Regions from separate parts of the Homo sapiens genome. Here region 1 is linked to region 2. Evidence: read pairs that join two places in POLR2A ChIA-PET (ENCODE). Cell type or tissue: PC-3. All regions are shown on one strand.

Region 1 (4,000 bases), 580 kb after region 2:
TGCAATGGCTCGATCTTGACTCACTGCAACCTCCGCCTCAAAAAGGAAAATATTTTAAATAATTCTTTTTATTCACTTAATGCTTTTGTTAGGATTGGTTGCTGAATTTTTTGAAATGCCTTTCCACATTTATTAATATTATATATTTTCTTCCTTTATAATTGTAATAAGGTATGTGGATTTCCCAGTGTTGTATTACTGACTAGTTATAGGTTATTCTTTTGATCATTACTTATAAGCAAGATTAGTTTTTAGCAGTTGTGTTGTTGTTATGGGGGGAGGTATAAATTACCGTCTCTCCCAAAATCATAAAATTGAGTTGTGAATGAATTGTGAAGCTTTCCATCTTATTCTATGATCCTAATCTGTAAAATGATGATGATAATAGCATTTGTCTCTGGATCGCTGGGAAGATGAAAGGTATTAATGTGAACTGCTTAGTACAGTGCCTGAATTGTATGTGTCAGCTATCATTATCATCATTACCATCTGAAACAGATTAAATAATTTTGAAAGTTTTTAGTTCTTTGAAGGTTAGGACTTAGCTAGTAAATCATCCAGTTCAGGTGCATTTTATAAGGGTAAATCTTCTTTCAATCCCTTTAGTACTCATCGCTCTGTCCATTTTTTCCTGCTTCTCCTTGGTTTATTTTGGAATTTGTTTTTTGGTAGGAAACCACCTATTTCCTCTAGATTTCCAACATTATTGCTGAAATAATGCACATAGTTTTATTTTATAATTCTTTTAATAATTTCAATAATTTACAGCACATTTTCTAATTAAGACCAGAAACTACTCTAATGTTGTAGTTAGAAATGTTGTTACATTATGACCTCTTCTTGGACAGGATGCTCTCTGATGTTGAAATTGTAATAACTTTTTTCATGTAAACTAAAACAAAATATTTCAGATACTTTTGCCTTAAAGTGTTTCTCAGAATGAGAATGGAGAATGTGGACTATATACGTTCAGGGAATTTATATCTCAGTTTACAATGTTGTTCCTAGCATATAGCACCAAGCTGGCTCAGAGCGAATGCTCAGCAAATATTTGTTAAATGAATGAATGAAGAAATGGGTGAAATATAATCCTGTTGGATAATAACTGAACCAGGTAGATTTTTTGAGGAATTTTTTAAATGGTAGATTTTTAATTACCTTTCCAAAGATGATTAGTACTAACCTTGGATATGTTTTGCCACAGTTATAGTATATTTTATATATAAAATAATTTAATATTTCATTTTGGATACAGTGCATGCTAATGAAAAATTCATGTTGAAAGCATTGTGTTTTTTTTTGTTTTTGTTTTTTTTTGTGACGGAGTCTCGCTCTGTCACCCAGGCTAGAGTGCAGTGGCATGATCTTGGCTCACTGCAAGCTCTGTCTCCCAGGTTCATGCCATTCTCCTGCCTCAGCCTCCCAAGTAGCTGGGACTTACAGGCGCCCACCACCATGCCCAGCTATTTTTTTTTGTATTTTTAGTAGAGAAGGGGTTTCACCGTGTTAGCCAGGATGGTCTTGATCTCCTGACCTCGTGATCCACCCGCCTCGGCCTCCCAAAGTGCTGGGATTACAGGCGGGAGCCACCGTGCCTGGCCTGAAAGCATTGTTTTTAAATTAACTGCAGTTTACTAAATGAGTAAACCAGTAGTCAGGACTTACTGATAGATCTCATAGTCTTTAACTAGGACCTCTTATAGGCAATTATGCTACTAAGTTCATTTTCTCTAGTTTACTGAATGTTTAATAGAGAATGGAAATGTAATGGGTAAGTTAAATGAGCCCTTCCCAAAACATGTTCAGAACTTTTGGCTTAGAGCAAAAGTCAGCTTTCAAATGTTGAAAAGGTGAATGAAGAATAAAATAGGAAGAATAAAATCAGCGTAAAGAAGTAAAGCATTCTTTGAGGGCAGTTAAGTATATGTAGTCTTCTGCCCAAGAGATGTTCTCTGTCTCTGCCCCTGTCCTTTAATTTTGGCTTGAATTCACAGAGTTACTGGACTAAGACTGCTTTGTTTGAGATGTCACTGCGAATTAAGGCTTCACTGTCACATCTCTCATAGCTGCCTTGTAACTTCTACATTCCCGCTGGTGCCAGGCATGTTCCAAGGCAGCATTCCAAGGTTTAGTGATTTCACCCTGATGTCTCTGCCAATAAAAATAACCAGTTACCATTAAAACCTACCCCACCCATAACTTGATTTTTACATGCCGTTTTATTAAGAAAACTTATTGATGATTTTAGGAGAATTAATACATTAAGTTTATCAGGATATCAACTGGCCCTTGGAGTAACTTTTGTTCTAAAAGTGGATGTTTCACCTTGGAAGAGAATCTGAGACTCAGCATGTTTATCTATTGAGAGTGGACTTTGTAATAACCTTATTCCTACAGTTGATTCTTTATGACTGGAAATACTCTGTTAAAATGAGAAGCCAGATTATTACCTTAGGGATTTATATTCTAGTAGGACAGATAACAGATACAGCAAACAAAGGGTCTTTCATTCGTTGAGAAACTAATAATAATTTCTAAATATGTTGTGTTCTAAGAATGAGTCAGAATCCGTTCCTTTTCTACAAAGGGCCTACACAGGGGGTGGAGAAGGAAAATAAGATTTGAATATTAAAAATTTTCACTTAAATACATTAATGCTATTAAGTAAAATAGCATTTCAGTTAAATGCTAAAAGTTAGCATACATCTTTTTATTGTGTTCACAATAGCCACACTACTATTGCAATTCCAATACTATTACAAGCTCAGACTGAAGCTTGCAAAAGTTGAGTAGTGTGGTTCCCAGGTGTTCAGCTAGTAAGTCATGCAGAGTCTGAGTTTAGTGGTAAAGGCCTTTCCATTATATTTCTCCATCTCATGTGGAGGAATTCCCCGTGACATTCTTTTCTCTTGTTGAGACTTCCTTATAGCACCCTTAGTCTTCCCAGTAAAAGTTTTTTTTTTTTGATGATACACCAACATAAAATGAGCCAGGAATTACTTAGAGTCTTGTGGCACCCACACAATGGAGACTTTCCTAATAGGCTTTCCTGGAGCCCTCCAGAGTGTGCTTAATATACTCCTCACCTTGTGCCTCCCCGTGGAGGAGGTCTTAATGGTTTACTATTGAGGAGTGTCTCTGACTCTATGACCACATAGGTCTTTTTACTTCTTTTCTCCCAATATGTCAAGTGTGAAGTGATTGGACCCAATGATTCTTTCTTAGTTGGCATCCCTGACTGTTCTTAGGCTTCTGTTCCTTAAATTCAGACTCTGCAAGAAGTAAACTAATGTCATAGAGGAAAATGACTTTTCCACAGTAGCACTGATTTTTCTGTTCCCGAGATTCTTTGATTCTAATGACAGAGTTAAATTTGAACATGGGAGGAAAACTGACTTTAAACAGTTTATGGGGAGAACATCTGGAGATTTAAACTCATGAAAAATTCAGTGTAAGCCAAGAAATTGACTCAGCAGCATTAAAAAAGGAGCTAAGATGATCTTATATTGCATTAATTAAAATATATTGTCCAGATCAAGAGAAGTAATAGTCTTCCTGGACTTTGTGTTCATTAGATCATATTTGGAGTATTCTGTTTAATTTGGGTCCCAGTTTACTTTGATGGGAAAGAGCCGGGGAGATGGCCAGGAAGATAAATGATTTTAAAGCAGTCATGTAAAGACTAGTTGGGAATAGAGGATATTTAGAGAATATAAATATCCTAGAGAAGAGAGGACTTTGGGGATATAGTTGCCGTCTTTAAACAGTTATGTAGTTAATTTGGCAAACAATTTTAGGGTAATAAGAGTAAAAGACACATTTATTGGATATGTACTATCTGCCAGTTAAGTTTTTCACATGCTTTATCTCATTTAATCCTTAAAGCAAGTGTATGGATTGCTGCTAGTCATTGTTACCGCTGTTTTACTCATGAGATCCAGAAAGGGGAATTGATTTGCCTAAGGTTGCATTATGGCAAAGGCATTTTTTTTTTTTTTTT
Region 2 (4,000 bases):
CGGGAAGGCAGAAGAGAAGGTGCCCAGGAACCATCTGAGATGATACCTATTCTAATCCCAGGGCTCATGTGGGAGACAAGGCCCCAACTTCAGGAGCCCCCAGTGTGATGGGGGAAGAAAGGAAGAAAGAGTTCAGTCCAGTTCGACAAGCCTCCCTGCAAGGCTGAGGGAAGGGTGTGGCCGCACAAGGACCAAGTGAGTTGGTTGTGGGCTACAGGCCCAGGGCCAGCATGAAAGGGACCTCCTGCCTCATCCAGGCCCATACACGGGCTGTTGAACCACTGAATGGTTCAGACATTGCATCCTGCCTCCCGCTGACTCGACATCAGTCACAGTGCTTCCAGTGCTGAAGGCCCTTTAGACCAGCAGATCCCTCTCCAGGTGCAGGGAGGCAGAAGCTCAACTGTGGCCTCAGCCAGGTGCCGCCCAGCCCCAGGCAGAGGAAAAGCTGTTCAGTTCCTGCGGTGACCTTAGTCACACACAATTCTGGGGACCTGTCTTGTCCAACTCCCAGGGGCTTCATCTGGCACCAGGTCTCCTGGGAAGGAACAAGCAGTTCTTCTGAAGTGGGGCTAAAGATGGGGCCAGTCCCAGGAAGGAGGAGGCGCGTCTCCCGAGAGATGACCCTGCCAGGGCCCCTTAGGGAAGGCGGGAGGGGGCTGGGACAACAGAGTCCTTTGTTACCCTCTCAAAAGCAGCCACCCTGTCCTGCCAACCCCCTCTGTTCTCCAACCCCCTACTAGGACTCAAGCCACCCCTGGGACAGGAACCATCCTGTCCACATAGGAGGGAAGAACACAGGGTGCCCAGGGACCATCTGAGACGATACCTGTTCTAATCCCAGGGCTCACATGGGAGACAAGGCCCCAACCTCAGGAGCCCCCGGTGTGATGGAGGAGACATCCTTCCTTCAGAAGCCTCCAGTCTGAGGAGGGAGACATGGCTCCCACCTGCAAAAGCCAATCAGATGAGGGAGCCCCAGGCCTCCCGCTCAGGCGCCCCATGCTAATAGGAGTGGTATAACCCTGTCCCTCAGGACTTCCCAGTCTGATGGAGGAGTCAGGACCCCACCCCTCTCTTTTGAGAACTTGCCTAATGTGGGAAATATCGCTTTCAGTCTTACGATTCACTAATGGGAAAGGCCTAATTTCAGCACTTAGGGAGTCCCTGGACCGATAGCAGAGGCAAGAAGGGAAAAAAATTTTCAGTCCAGTTCAGCAAACCTCTGCCAGGCATCTCCTGGGGAAGCAGACCCAGCGTGGGTAAGGAAGCATCAACTGAGAAACAGAAATAGCCCTGAACCACAAGCTGCTTACCAAATGGGGAGCTCACTCAGCCTGAGGTATGAATGAATAAGAAAGTACCTTGAAACCACCCCCTCCAGCATCCAAGACCTGCTGGCCAAGGCTGTCCCTTCCTCCACAGCCTCACCCCTCACACTCCCACACCTGCAGCCAGTATCTGCACCTTGGCCTAGGCTCTTTCTTCTGTCTAGAACACCTTACTCCTGCCTAAGTCTTTCTCATACTCCAGCACCCAGCTCCGGGGTCACCTCTTCAAAGAAGCCTTCCTCCAAGTCCCCCACCTGAGTCAGAAGCCCCTCCTTTCTGGAGCCAGCACATTACATGTCTTCCCCAGGACCAGCTCACACTTCACAACCCCTCAGCCTGAGCCTGAAAGGAGAGCACAGGGCAGTGGTCTTCTGCCTCTGGACATAAGGCAGAGGGAGGGGGTGGATGAGATAAAACCCCTAGGTTCCCATACCCAGTCTTCACTGCCTGCCGCCATACTGCTTGCTCCCAGCCCAGGGCCTCACGCCCTTCCTCCAAGAGGCTCAAGCCTTGCTCCAGGCATGTAGAAAAGCAGGGTCCCCTCCCACTCCTCTCTGCCCGCTGTAGCCTAGTTTTGCCCTCACCACTCCACCAAAACCCATGCCACCAGCTAATGCCTTCTGGCTGAATCTGAGGGGTCTCGCTCCAGCTCATCCTCTGTGGGTCTGTCCCTGCTTCTTTGGCTCCAAGAATATGGCCTTCCGTCAGTTTCCTCCCTCTTCTCTCCATACCCAGGCACTGGTGCTCTCCAAGGCCCTGGCTGTCCCTAATCATCCTCTCTTCATACTCTATACCTCCTCCCTATGCGATGTCATTCATCCACATTTCCAAAGCCCTGCCTCGCACCTTGATTCTTACCCCAGGATCCAGACCCTTCTATGCAGAAGCCCCACTACGTCCAGCCTATAACAGACTGCCCTGGCTCCCTCACCAAGCTGCTCCCAGCCATGCAGGCCTCAGCCAGATGGTAGGCGCGGGCACTCTGGCAGTAGCGGAGCATGGCTGTGTAGAGGCCAGGACCTCACTTGGGGTGTGCTGACTCCCAGCCTGCTGTTCTACTGCCACCAACCCAAAGTGTCAGAAGCCCTGGAAGTGGCAAGCCCACAACTCAGGACCTCTGGACCCATGCCAACGGGAGGCGTCAGCCTCAGGCAAGGAGGCCCAAACTTGGAAGGAAGAGAGCAGTGGAGAAGTCTGAAGCCCAGAGGCCGGCCTGGAATCAGGGATCAGAGACAGTGGGCCAGACTTGATGCTACCACTCCCAGCGGCCCCATGAGCAGCCCTGGCCAAAGCCACAGGACTTCCCCATGTTCCAGCCAAGATGGGTCACACAGGGCTTAACCACCAAGAGAAATGACAGCCAAAGTTCACAGAGAGCTGGTGATTACATGTCCTCATCACCCTCCTTTCTCTGAAAAAAGAGGAGTTCATCTGCAGGAAAGGAAATTCCATTCCCTACCACTGCCTCTCAGGAAGTCCCTCCTGTTGTCTAAATCTGATCCTTCATGTTGTCTGTTGAGTAAGTGGAAACGGCAAGGCCCAGAAAGGACGCACAACTTGAGGCTGGGAGCTGCTGGGGAGGCCAACTGTGAGCCAGACAAGGCCCCCTCTCTTGGGCAAAAGCGTCGAGTAGCAGAGAGGGCTTTGTGGGTCAATAGGCCTGGGTTCTTATGCTTGCTGGCTGAATGGCAGTGAACAAATACTTAATCTCTTCTAGTCTGTTTCCTCATCTGCAAAATGGGGACAACAATGACTACACTACTAGATTACAGTTGAATTCATTGAGATTATGCGTGTAATTCTAACACACACCAGATACCTGGCAAAGGTCCAATCGACCAGCAAGGTTGATGGACTCCACCTCCTATTCACATTCATATTTCTCAACTCTATCCTCTCTGCAGCCTAAGTTCAGAGCTCACAGCCTTAGTTCTCAGGTTTCTCCCCAGCCTCCTCACTGGTCTTCCTGCTTCTAGGCCTGCTCTTCCCATCCACCCTACTTGGCGCTGCCAAAGACATCTCTCTGAAATGAAAACATCTGCTTCCAGCCCTCTGCTGCCTCACACTCTTCTCTGAATCACCATCCACTTCAGGAGAAAATGCTCTCTCCTTAGCCTGACATTCCCAGACTGCTGGTGACCGGTCTGTGTTTACCTCTTAAGGCTCACTATCATCCCCAGCCCAGGCCCCAGGCTGCACGCCTTGCTTCCTGCCTCCAAGCCACTGCACATTCTGCACCCTTGGCCAGAAATATCATTCCCAATCCCGCCCCCTTGGCCTATTCATCCTTCCAGATGAAGCTCAGTAGTTCCAACGCCACCTCCTTTCCAGGAGAGCTTCCTGTACCATGCTCCCTGCCTGGGCCTGGGTTGGGGACTTCTCCTTAAGCCTCCCACAACACATGTCATCCTGCGTTATGACCACCTGCTCTGCTCTAAATCCCTGGAGGACAGAGTAGACTCCTTCCTTGCTGAATCCCCAGGCCCTGGGCACTCAGAAGGCACTCATCAACATTTGTTGAATGAATATATGATTGTTCCCAGAGCACCTTGCAGCAACCATCATACTCCTGCCCTGTGATTAGTCCTGTCCAGGTATTTTTTTTTTTTATTTTTTCAGACAGGGTCTCACTCTCTCATCCAGGCTGGAGTGCAGTGGCATGATCATGG

The links. Peaks named below come from ENCODE experiments on the same cell type or tissue, not always from the same donor. Only the 100,000 strongest peaks of a DNase experiment are listed, where the experiment ranks them.
Region 1: POLR2A ChIA-PET joins it to region 2 with 15 read pairs; 1 of 35 experiments calls an interaction of 5 or more read pairs at or near these places.

The regions. Positions count from the first base shown.
Region 1 is chr11:75,923,087-75,927,086 of GRCh38, forward strand. All of the region lies in intron 6 of UVRAG (UV radiation resistance associated), which reads left to right. Among named protein-coding and RNA genes, the nearest start is that of UVRAG, 110 kb to the left of the region's middle. In PC-3, no CTCF peak of the experiment used is centred here; no DNase peak of the experiment used is centred here; H3K27ac peaks cover 1,724 bases.
Region 2 is chr11:75,344,669-75,348,668 of GRCh38, forward strand. The region is part of intron 1 of ARRB1 (arrestin beta 1); the gene reads right to left. Among named protein-coding and RNA genes, the nearest start is that of ARRB1, 5.0 kb to the right of the region's middle. RefSeq lists a silencer at 1,267-1,316 and enhancers at 1,851-2,364, 2,365-2,878. In PC-3, no CTCF peak of the experiment used is centred here; a DNase peak (open chromatin) is centred at 313.